4 separate regions of the Mus musculus genome follow, and regions 1, 2 and 4 are each linked to region 3. The links are chromatin loops, found by intact Hi-C in ENCODE. Cell type or tissue: left cerebral cortex. All regions are shown on one strand. Region 1 overlaps Sptbn1 (spectrin beta, non-erythrocytic 1). Region 2 overlaps Sptbn1 (spectrin beta, non-erythrocytic 1). Region 3 has its middle 7.7 kb from the start of Acyp2. Region 4 overlaps Eml6 (echinoderm microtubule associated protein like 6).

Region 1 (2,500 bases), 510 kb after region 3:
AGCCAGAAAAGCATTGAGGGACTCTGTGGGAGTGGTGTAAAGAATAACCCTAGGGGGAGGGTGGCCGTCCCTCTGCAGGCTGGAAGCGAACGCTTTGAGGCTGTTTAGCAGGCAGTGGGTGTCACTGAGGTTCTCAGCACCTGTGCTTACTGGGAAGCCTAGCCTAGCACCCAGTGAACGCCTGTGACTGATGTTCATGAGGGTGGGTCTGCTGAGGGTGAGTTGAGGTCAAGGGCATTCTTAGGATGCTGGAGCTTAAAGAAGAGAATGTGAATGGATGAAACAGAGGCACAGTTTTCTTATGATAGACTGTATCTCATCTATGTGGAGCTGATTGCTAGGATCTCTGGGTCTCTGCAGAAGCCAAAGCTTGTCTGCAGATGACTAAGCTGTCCTCTCTGGAACAGCCTATATATATATATATATCCTCATCTAGGTCCCGTTACAATGTGGGATTTCAGAAGAACTTTTTCTAATTTTGAGAAATATTTAAATCATAAAGGGATTATTTAGTTTATAATGCTAGAGGCTTAGAGATCCTCCCAGCTGTAAGCAAATATTAGAGATAGAAATGTATGTGTGTGAAAGTTTAAAGTTCTTATAAATCTAGAAGAGGAAGTTGATCTCCCCAAGGGCATCTTGAGGTCATGTGACTGCCAAGCTAGTTTTTGCTGTTCTCCAGTGCATATGATTACAGGAAGCCAAGATACAATTATCTTAGGCTAACCCATTAAGTGGTTTTTTGATATAAAAAAAAAGCTAAAATTCCTTGAGCTGTGATCAGTCTTCATGTTTAATTAACTCCTTCCTCACCATCAGTGGTGTTCCTTAGGTCTAGCCCTTTGCTAGACAAAAATTCTTTCTCCTTTTCCTAATACACAGACTTTTTATTAATACCATTCATTAATTTTTCTGATCTTTAGTGAGCATAAAAGGGAGACTGATATTTCTCAGATCACAAGACTGGAGCTAAAAATAGCATTTAATGTCTTGTTTCCTATGGTTTTAACCTTAATCACTAGTTGTCCAGTATTCCAAAGGATACCAGTTGAAATGTATTCATTGATTAACTTGGAAATTTTTGCCTTCTATTACTCCAGAAATATCAATATTTTGTGCTTGCTAAATTAGATGCAGCACTCTCTGTCTGTCTGTCTGTCTCTCTCTCTTCAAACCCCCTCTTGTGGACATTGATGAGGATGAGGACGGAGGACTGTGCACTAGCAAAAGCAACTGCAGTTGGACTCTTGGTCCCATTGCTACCTTGACAACAAGTGGGGCTGGGAGTATTCTATCCTGTGCCCTAGAGTTTTCATGTTTAAAATTAAAGAAACTGTTTTCCTCCACACTGTACTATTTACAGAATAGAAATAAGGTTGTGTATGAAATGTATTGAAAAACGAACCTGACAGATAGGAAACTTGTGTGTGTGTTAATTTTAATCTGTTCCTGGCTGAGTGTTTCTCTGAACATTTCCACTCCCAAGACGTGTCATTTTCATTTACTTGATTCACTGAATACACACTGTCCCTCTACCTTCAGGAATTTGGAAGGTGGAGTGGTATAGGAATCCTACAATAGAGTCTTGACCCTTTAGGATTAAGGCTTAAAAGCAAAAACATATGAGTAAATTATATCTTGCAGAAAGTAGACTATGTATCCATTTATACAGAGTCCCAAGGCAGGAAGAAGAAAGTAATTTAACTACAGGAATAAGAAGTGCATGTATTGGGGTTGTAGCTCTTGAGCTGCTCCTTTTGAGCCAGTAGTAAATGTGAGTGGGAGAAGGCCCTTTCAGGCAAAGGCTGGTTGTAAGGAATATGGAAGTATTGGACATACAGGGCATATATGAGTGAAGAAGCATATCCTCCTATGGAATTAGAAACATCTGGAATAACGCATGGCACTTAGAAAAAGCCTGATAAAAGAACTGAAGGAACTGTGCTCACGCTAAAGGGCATTTTGTGTTCATGCTTCTGAGGGCCAGCCTGGGTTGAGTGGGGCAACAGAGAATCCCATTGAGGAAGCCATTGTTTTAAGTTTGTTTATGTGAACAGGAGAGTGTGACATTAAAATCTGTCACTACCTGGATTCAGGTAAAAGGAGACAAAAGTTGTCCCAAGATGTGTGTGCCATGGGCTGAGCTGTGGTGTCTGACCACAGCCCAGTTTGGTTTTAGGGGTTGAGAATAAGGTGAGGAAACAAGCTGGCCTTCTGCAGAGGCATTTGTGGATATCCATGTGCTAAATGAATCTGGTGTGCTGTCTTCCCTGTTGGGGAATTAACTGTGTGATGGCAGAATTTTCAAACACTAAGGAGTTGCTGGATGGTTAAGGGATGCTGGATGTCGTAGCTGCTTTTGCTGCCCTGGCGGCGGCATGACGTGTAGCACTCTGACTGAACCCCTCTGGTTACAGATATCAGTGTGGACCACCCTGATGAGAAGTCTATCATCACATACGTGGTGACTTACTACCACTACTTCTCCAAGATGAAGGCC
Region 2 (2,500 bases), 530 kb after region 3:
AAAAGATTTGCTTTGACCTTTGCTCCCGACAGTTCTCCTTCATGAAAGATGGAGCTAGTACTTAGAGTTTTTGTCCATTCTCAAAGTCAGCAGTTCTCTTGTGACCCGCTTTGCCCTCCTTGACATTTTATAAAGAACAGACCCACTGCTGTTGAAGCAAATATATGGAGAAGCCTTTCCCAGCAGTACCAGGGTATTAATGAAAGGCTTCAGAAACACGGATACCGTAAAGGCGTCTTTGGTCTCCTGTGCCATTGTAGACTTTGAGACATGAAACCATGGAGATATTCAGGTGCAGACTCACAGGGAGTAGTGACTGCTTTAAAAGTAATCTCACTTTCACCCACCCAAGTGGCGGTAGATGGTCCCTGAAGGACTCCATTGTATATCTCTGGCCTGGGCACTTATAGGCAAGCAGGACCAAGCAGGGTCTGACTTGGGATAAAAGCCTGAAAGAGGTCAGAGCTTGGTTTGGCCAACTCCCATTCCAAGCCTCTTATAATTTATTTTAGTCTGTCAGCAGCTGGCAAGCTTTGTGTGGCTTTCTAGTATATATGGTTGGTCTCGGAGTCCAGTTCTGTGAAGTGTTCTTAGTTTGAGTGGAAGGTTCCTTCGAGAGTTAGAGGCTACAGAAAAACAGGTAAAGGTGATTTAGAGTTGACAGAAAAAAAAGAATGGCTGTTGTCATTGCATTAGTTCCACGGTGAGCAAGTTGTTTATGTTCTTTGACATTCCCACACATCACCCAGTAGATAAATGAGCAGGTTTGTGTGTTGTTTGGTTCTTGGTTTTTTGAGATAGGATTTCTCTGTATAGCCCTGGCTGTTCTGGAACTCACTCTGTAGCCCACAGTGGCCTCAAACTCACAGAGATCCACTTGCCTTTGCATTCCAAGCACTGATACTAGAAGCATGCGTCACCACTGCTGTGCAGATTGTTTTAAAATACATACTTGCCAGATGAATTAAATGATAGTCAATGGTTAGCTTGCTATAGCTGTCACAGGTATCTGGGGGAGGAAACAGCTTGTGTTTTGAACTAGTAAGAGCAAAACTACAAACACAAGCTTTTTAGGGAAAGCTGGCCAAGAGTGCAGTTGAGTTTAAAAGCTGCTTTGGAGTTTTTATACTTCTGGGTTCAATGTTAGGTCCACCATTTATATCACACTTAGCTACAAAATGGGTCAGAGGTGCAAAGTAAAATATTTGCCGGTCTGTTGACATGGAAAATGTCGACACGGGTGTAATCCTTTCTGGGTCGGAGTAAAAGGTTTAAATCTATGATGACAGCTTCTAAACACTTCTTGCTGTTCTACCCTAGCTGTCCCTCTGGATCAATGAAAAGATGCTTACAGCTCAAGACATGTCTTATGATGAAGCCAGAAATCTGCACAGTAAATGGTTAAAGCATCAAGCATTTATGGCGGAACTTGCATCCAACAAAGAATGGCTTGACAAAATTGAGAAGGTGGGTTAAACTATTTGGTGAGACCTTTCCCTCACCCTCCTTTCCAAATTGTGGCCTTGGTAAGGAGGAAGACATAAAAACTTAGGGAAGAGGGAGGAGAGAAAATGAATTCCTTTTATTTGAGGGTAGAGCCCTATGTCATCACAGTCAGTAACAATCCCCTGCTTCCACTTAGTTTCTAACCTGATGTCTGTCCCACAGCGGGCAGAGAAGCAGAGACCCAAACAAGTGGCTTAGTTTATCTTTCAGTGGCTACCAGATGATCAGATCAGTTGCTACTGGTGGACCATGTCCCTTCCTTCCTCATTGCCACTGGCCATAAACCTGTGTTGCTTTATGGGCGGCTTTATCAGATACAATTACATAAATTTTAAAATGCAATATGCTTTAAGTCTATTAGGGGTGGTGTGACTACTATACACCAGGCACTAACTATGTTAATCCTTGCAGTGTGTATTCACATAGGGAAATTCTGTGCAGTGTGTGTTTCTCACGTTCCTGTCCCTTCACTATCATTCTCCTAAGAATTAAAATTATGTGTTATATATAGTCTTTAGAGCGTGAAGTTGTAGGTTATTAACAATAAATTGCCCAATTGAAACTGTTAGAGCATGCAACACTTAATTGCTAACAAAGACCACTGTTTATTTTACTGAGCACTAACTTCCTGGATGAATGTAGGGAGTGTGGATGCAAGTGGGGCAATCACAGATTAAATGTCTCAGAGTTTGAGTTTTGTTTTTTCACAGTGACATTTATTCTCTTGCAAACTATTTTTAACCTCATTGGTTTATGTTCTCCAGGAAGGAATGCAGCTTATTTCAGAAAAGCCAGAAACAGAAGCTGTGGTAAAGGAAAAACTCACTGGTTTACATAAAATGTGGGAAGTCCTTGAATCCACAACCCAGACCAAGGCCCAGCGGCTCTTTGATGCAAATAAGGCTGAGCTTTTCACACAAAGCTGCGCAGATCTTGACAAATGGCTACATGGCCTGGAGAGCCAGATTCAATCTGACGACTATGGCAAAGACCT
Region 3 (2,500 bases):
GAGTCAGTCTCTGTAATTCTTCAAGGCTTCACCAGGAATGGTAGAACTAACATAGCAACCTATTAAAATTGTACTAATATCACTGCTGCTAGGAAAATTGCCCTAATCCCACATAGAAGGAGCCTGAGAGCTTCTCTGGTGGTTGCCATTTTCATGAATGGTTGACCCCCTGCATGCTGGTTGTTTCTGCAGAAGAAACACCCTTTACTTTTGCATACTATTTGAGTCTGGGTTCTTCCTTCAGCAATTCTTGAACCTTAGCAGGGGCTAGGGTGAGAAGTGCTGGCAGGAGCCACAGGTGACCAGGTTTCTTTGTGACCTGACAAAAATCATCATTATTGTTGCAATGCTATAGTCATTTCACTGCTAACAGTTCTATATTAGGGTTTTATAACTGAAAGGTAAATAATTACAGATGAAATTGAGCAAAGCATTTCCTGTGTTGGAGTAAGCCCATCTTACTTATATAACAAATGCCTCTGAAACACATTGTGTTTCAACTAGACTGATGCATCAATGGATGCAGTATAAAAGCATTATGGCTTATAGATAAAGGCACTTGTCACCAAATGTGATGACCTGATTTTAGTCCGTGGAACCCACATGGTAGTAGGAGATCATCAATGCTCACATGTTGTACAGTGACACTGTTGAATGTGGATGCCTCCTAGACAGACAGACAGATAGACAGATAAGATAGAAAGACAGACAGGTAGATTAAAACCATCTTAAAACACATATTAAAGGAGTCAACCAGCATTTACTAAATGAATTTCCTTAACCTGTTTTTTCTATAACACCCATATCTAATAATAATCCAGGGCTGACTCTTCCATATTTAAGCCGCCTGTTGAGTGAAGAACCCTAACAGTACCTAAATCTGCTTGTCATTGAAAGGATTGCTATGTGTACAGGTTGTTTGGAAGTGTGATTTTGAAACTTTGAAATGAGAGGCAGTCGAGGTGCTGCATTCATTTCTATACTTGATCTTAGCCAAAAGAGCATGAAGTGATGCTGCTAACATTTCTGAAGGGATTATCCAATGCTCATAGCCTGCTTTGCCTTGGATGGTTGGTAGGTGGCAGCAAGAGAACAGAAATTATGCTTTATAACTAAGCAGCATTCCGTAAAGGTGCTTGGTTTGTTTGTATTTAGAGAGCTAGGTTTCATTTGATACAAGCTGGCCTCTACTTTGTAGTGATCTCACTGCCTAGACTCTCCCTAGTTCAGGGATTAAGGGAATGTACCACTGCACCCAGCCAGAAGGGTTCTGCTTAATGTTTATGTTTCATTAATTTATAAAAATAAAATATCTGCAAATGAAGTAGACAACAAATAATGTATCCTACGTAAGCCTGTCCTATAATATTTCAACACATTAGTTTTCAGAAGGTTGGGGGTTAGGTTTATTGTTCTTTACCTTCCTCTCTAATCCACACCCCTAGGTTCTGACTACAAAACCAAGGCTGAACTCCTGATTCTCCTGCTTTATTCTTCAGAGTGCTGTGATTACAGGCATGTGCCACCATGCCTGGCTTTTAGATTTTTTTTTTCACCAGTCTTTATCCTACATCTTTTTTTTTTTTTTAAAGATTTATTTATTTATTATATGTAAGTACACTGTAGCTGTCTTCAGACACTCCAGAAGAGGGCATCAGATTTCGTTATGGATGGTTGTGAGCCACCATGTGGTTGCTGGGATTTGAACTCGGGACCTTCAGAAGAGCAGTCGGCGCTCTTAACCACTGAGCCATCTCGCCAGCCCCCCTACATCTTTTAAGTATTGAACTTTTTAATGCTTCTTAACTGACATCAGGGTATGGCATATTTGAATTTCCATTCTGTTTAATTTTTGATCTACTTCTATTGTGAAGGTTTTGCCCCCAAGCATTAAAGTAGTCAAGGTTTAAATTACAGGGAAAAAAAAGGATGTACTTAGACAGTGTCTTAGTTAGGGTTTTATTGCTGTAAAGAGACATCATCACCAAGGCAACTCTTGTTTTTCCGTTAATTAATTTATTTATTTACTTTACATCACAATCACAATCCTGTATCCCTTCTCATAGGGCTCCTTCCTGTCTTCCGTTCTCCTCTGAGAAGGGGGAAGCCCCACCCAGCCACATGAAGTCACTGCAGAACTAGGTACATCCTCTCCCACTGAGGCCAGACAAGGCAACCCAGATAGGGGAACAGGATCCACAGCCAGGCAAGAGAGTCAGGGACGGGCCCTGTTCCAGTTGTTGTGAGACCTGCATTATTGGGGGAACCTTAGGTCCAGTCCATGTATGTTCTTTGGTTGGCGGTTCAGTTTCTGGAAGCCCCCAAGGGTGTAGGTTAGTTAACTGTGTTAGTCTTCCTATGGAGTCCCTATCTGTTCCTGGTCCCTCAATTCTTCCCTCAACTCTGACAAGCCCTCTCAAGCTGCATCTAATGTTTGGCTGAGGGTCTCTGCATCTGTTTCCATCAGCTGGGTTGAGCCTCTCAGAGGACAGTTATGCTA
Region 4 (2,500 bases), 800 kb after region 3:
AAATATTATTTACCATCACCCGGAGAACACTCTAGCTGGGCTTGGGAGGCAATGTTTTTCAGTCTTAGTGTTCAACCCATCTACCACTGCCCATGTCCAATTCCACAGGAACTGAGAGGACTGTCTGGGTGGGTTCCAGGTATCCATATATTTTAGATACTTCATGAAGATTCTAATGCGCAGAAAGGCTGGGAAGGGTGCCCTGCGCTCTTTGCCATGTGTTTAGTTTAAACCACACCCTTCCCTGCTGCTGGTTGCCTTTCTCCAGCCAAATAACTGTGAGAAAGGACATTTTAGCCCAGTGATATTTTTTCTGTGCTAATCCACCACTCTGCTTTCTGAGAGTTCACAATGCTAGCTCATTAAGATAATAAAAGAATCGGCTGAAAGGCAAGGATTAGCTGCCCATCAAGGAAAGAAGGGGGTGGCAGCATCTTCAGAGGTCCTGTATGACTTTTCATGGGTCTAGAATCTGACCTACACACAGAAAATTGTTCATACTGAGACATGAACTTTTAAAAAAGACCCTATAGTGCACAAACACTTGCTGGTTAGAATAATACTTGGTATTGATCGATTAATTTCCCAGATGTTAGGATCTAGGTCCAGTTCTGGTGTTGAAGCCAGACAGTGCTGCGAAGTGGGACTGCAGATGTTCACTTACAGCTGTGGTAACTGAAGATTTGAAAGGTTAAATAGCTTGTGGTGTTAAATAGCTAAGAGAGATAGACTATAAATCCATCTATTCACTTAACTAAGGCAAAGTAAGCATTCCCCTTTAGCAACAAGGTGTGTGTCAGTGCTGATGGGCCAACTCCCCTCAAGCTGGCCTTAGAACTATAGCAGAGAGCACTGGGATAGAAAACAAAAGCAAATTAAGAATTTGGTTTCTGCTTAGAGAATTTTTTCAGGTTTGGATGGGTAGTTTGCTCTCTACTGCCATCTGCTGTCTGTGTGTACCAATCTGGCCAGCGCTTTACCATTCTCATCATAGTACATAAGGGGGCCTAAAATCCAACTTAGACACCTCACCACACTGTCAAAAATACCCACAATATGTATCTCAAAGAAGAAGAGCATTTCTGTGGCAGCTTTCCCTGCTTTTCATTTTGCTACCAGCAGTTGTCTAACCTTACTCCAAATAGTAGTAGGGCAAAAGATAAAGAGCCAAATACAGCTTAATTACGGATGCAATGGCTGCCTTGGCCAGCTCAGTGAAGACTCTAATTACAGTCCTGTTCTCTGCACTTATGCCAAGCCTGGATGGACAGGAGAATGAAAGTACTGGCCTTGTCAGGGAAGTGTCTCTCTGCAAGGCCTCTCAGAACCTGGGAAAGGCTACAAGGCTCTGTGCAGCTCATGAGCACAGGAGCAATTTGGCTTATAACAAAGATTGTGGGCATGACTAAGAAGCTTAAATACAACTCTCCCACTGATGTGTCTTTGGGAAGTAATTTCCATTTAAAATGGTTATCTCAGAAAAGAAAGTGACTTGGTGTCATTAAGAGCCCTTAGAATAGGCTAGTCTGATATGACAAAAGATAATTTATCTGTTTGAAGAACAAGAATGTGTGGAAAACGTGAATTGTTCTCTGAGAGGAAATGTTCGCAGCTCATTAAGTTCATTATAAGTGACAAAAGTGTACTTTTCCCTTTTCTCTTTGCCCCTTCTGTCTCTCCTCTTTCCCCTCTTTTTTTCTAGTTCCTCTCCCTTTTCCCATCACATTTATCTAGACACATACTCTTGTCAATCAGCCTTCTTGCTTTTGCTAAGTGTTAAGTTTCCATGCTAAACTATTTAGTTCGCCAGAAACATTTTCCAAGGAAATCTATAAAAAAAAATCATGTTGTGTGTGTGTGTGTGTGTGTGTGTGTGTGTGTGTGTGTATGGGCATGTGTATGGTACTGAGCTGGCATGTACATGTATGGATTCTCTGGTGCTGGTATGTGTGTGTATGTGTGACTGGGATAGCATGTGCTGGTGTGTGTGTGTGTGTGTGTGTGTGTGTGTGTGTGTGTGTGTGTGTGTTCTAGATGTTGATCTTGGGTGTTCTTTTCAGTTGTACTCTGTCTTATTTTTTAATACAGGGTTTCTCACTAAACCCGGTGCTCACTGATTTTGCTGTGCTGTCTGGCAATCTCCAGGGATCCTCACAGCTCCCCAAAGCTGAGATTAAAGACATGTGCCAATGTACCCAGATTTTTATATGGGTGCTGGGAATCAAACTCAGGTCCTGACACTTGCTTATTATAAGTGGTATAGCTGCTCTACATTACCAACTGATCATTTTTCAGCCCCTCTTGAGCTGCCTTTCCCCACTAAGACACAGGTTGTGGGTTTCTTAGTACTTTTCTGATCCTTTTCACACTCCACCAAAGAGGTTTTGTTATAGAGGTGGTGGTACAGTTTCACACATTGTACCAAATAAGATGCCAATGTTAGTTGAGGAGAGTTATCTCATATACAAATAGCCTGTGCCAAAGGAAGGAAAGAAGGAAG

Evidence for each region. Peaks named below come from ENCODE experiments on the same cell type or tissue, not always from the same donor. Only the 100,000 strongest peaks of a DNase experiment are listed, where the experiment ranks them.
Region 1: a loop joins it to region 3, with 5 times the contacts of the local background. A loop is called at or near these places in 12 of 42 quality-filtered maps.
Region 2: a loop joins it to region 3, with 5 times the contacts of the local background. A loop is called at or near these places in 3 of 42 quality-filtered maps.
Region 4: a loop joins it to region 3, with 4 times the contacts of the local background. A loop is called at or near these places in 7 of 42 quality-filtered maps.

Annotation. Positions count from the first base shown.
Region 1 is chr11:30,146,769-30,149,268 of GRCm38, reverse strand. Sptbn1 (spectrin beta, non-erythrocytic 1) reads left to right here. Exons shown (of 35, transcript NM_175836.2): 7 at 2,418-2,500. Among named protein-coding and RNA genes, the nearest start is that of Sptbn1, 72 kb to the left of the region's middle. In left cerebral cortex, a CTCF peak has its summit at 1,180; a DNase peak (open chromatin) is centred at 102; H3K27ac peaks cover 281 bases.
Region 2 is chr11:30,123,833-30,126,332 of GRCm38, reverse strand. Sptbn1 (spectrin beta, non-erythrocytic 1) reads left to right here. Exons shown (of 35, transcript NM_175836.2): 18 at 1,321-1,467; 19 at 2,271-2,500. Among named protein-coding and RNA genes, the nearest start is that of Sptbn1, 95 kb to the left of the region's middle. In left cerebral cortex, no CTCF peak of the experiment used is centred here; a DNase peak (open chromatin) is centred at 962.
Region 3 is chr11:30,655,876-30,658,375 of GRCm38, reverse strand. No RefSeq gene overlaps it. Among named protein-coding and RNA genes, the nearest start is that of Acyp2, 7.7 kb to the right of the region's middle. In left cerebral cortex, a CTCF peak has its summit at 1,072; a DNase peak (open chromatin) is centred at 1,073.
Region 4 is chr11:29,860,658-29,863,157 of GRCm38, reverse strand. All of the region lies in intron 7 of Eml6 (echinoderm microtubule associated protein like 6), which reads left to right. Among named protein-coding and RNA genes, the nearest start is that of Gm22588, 12 kb to the right of the region's middle. In left cerebral cortex, a CTCF peak has its summit at 956 (motif pointing left); DNase peaks (open chromatin) are centred at 998 and 1,215; H3K27ac peaks cover 219 bases.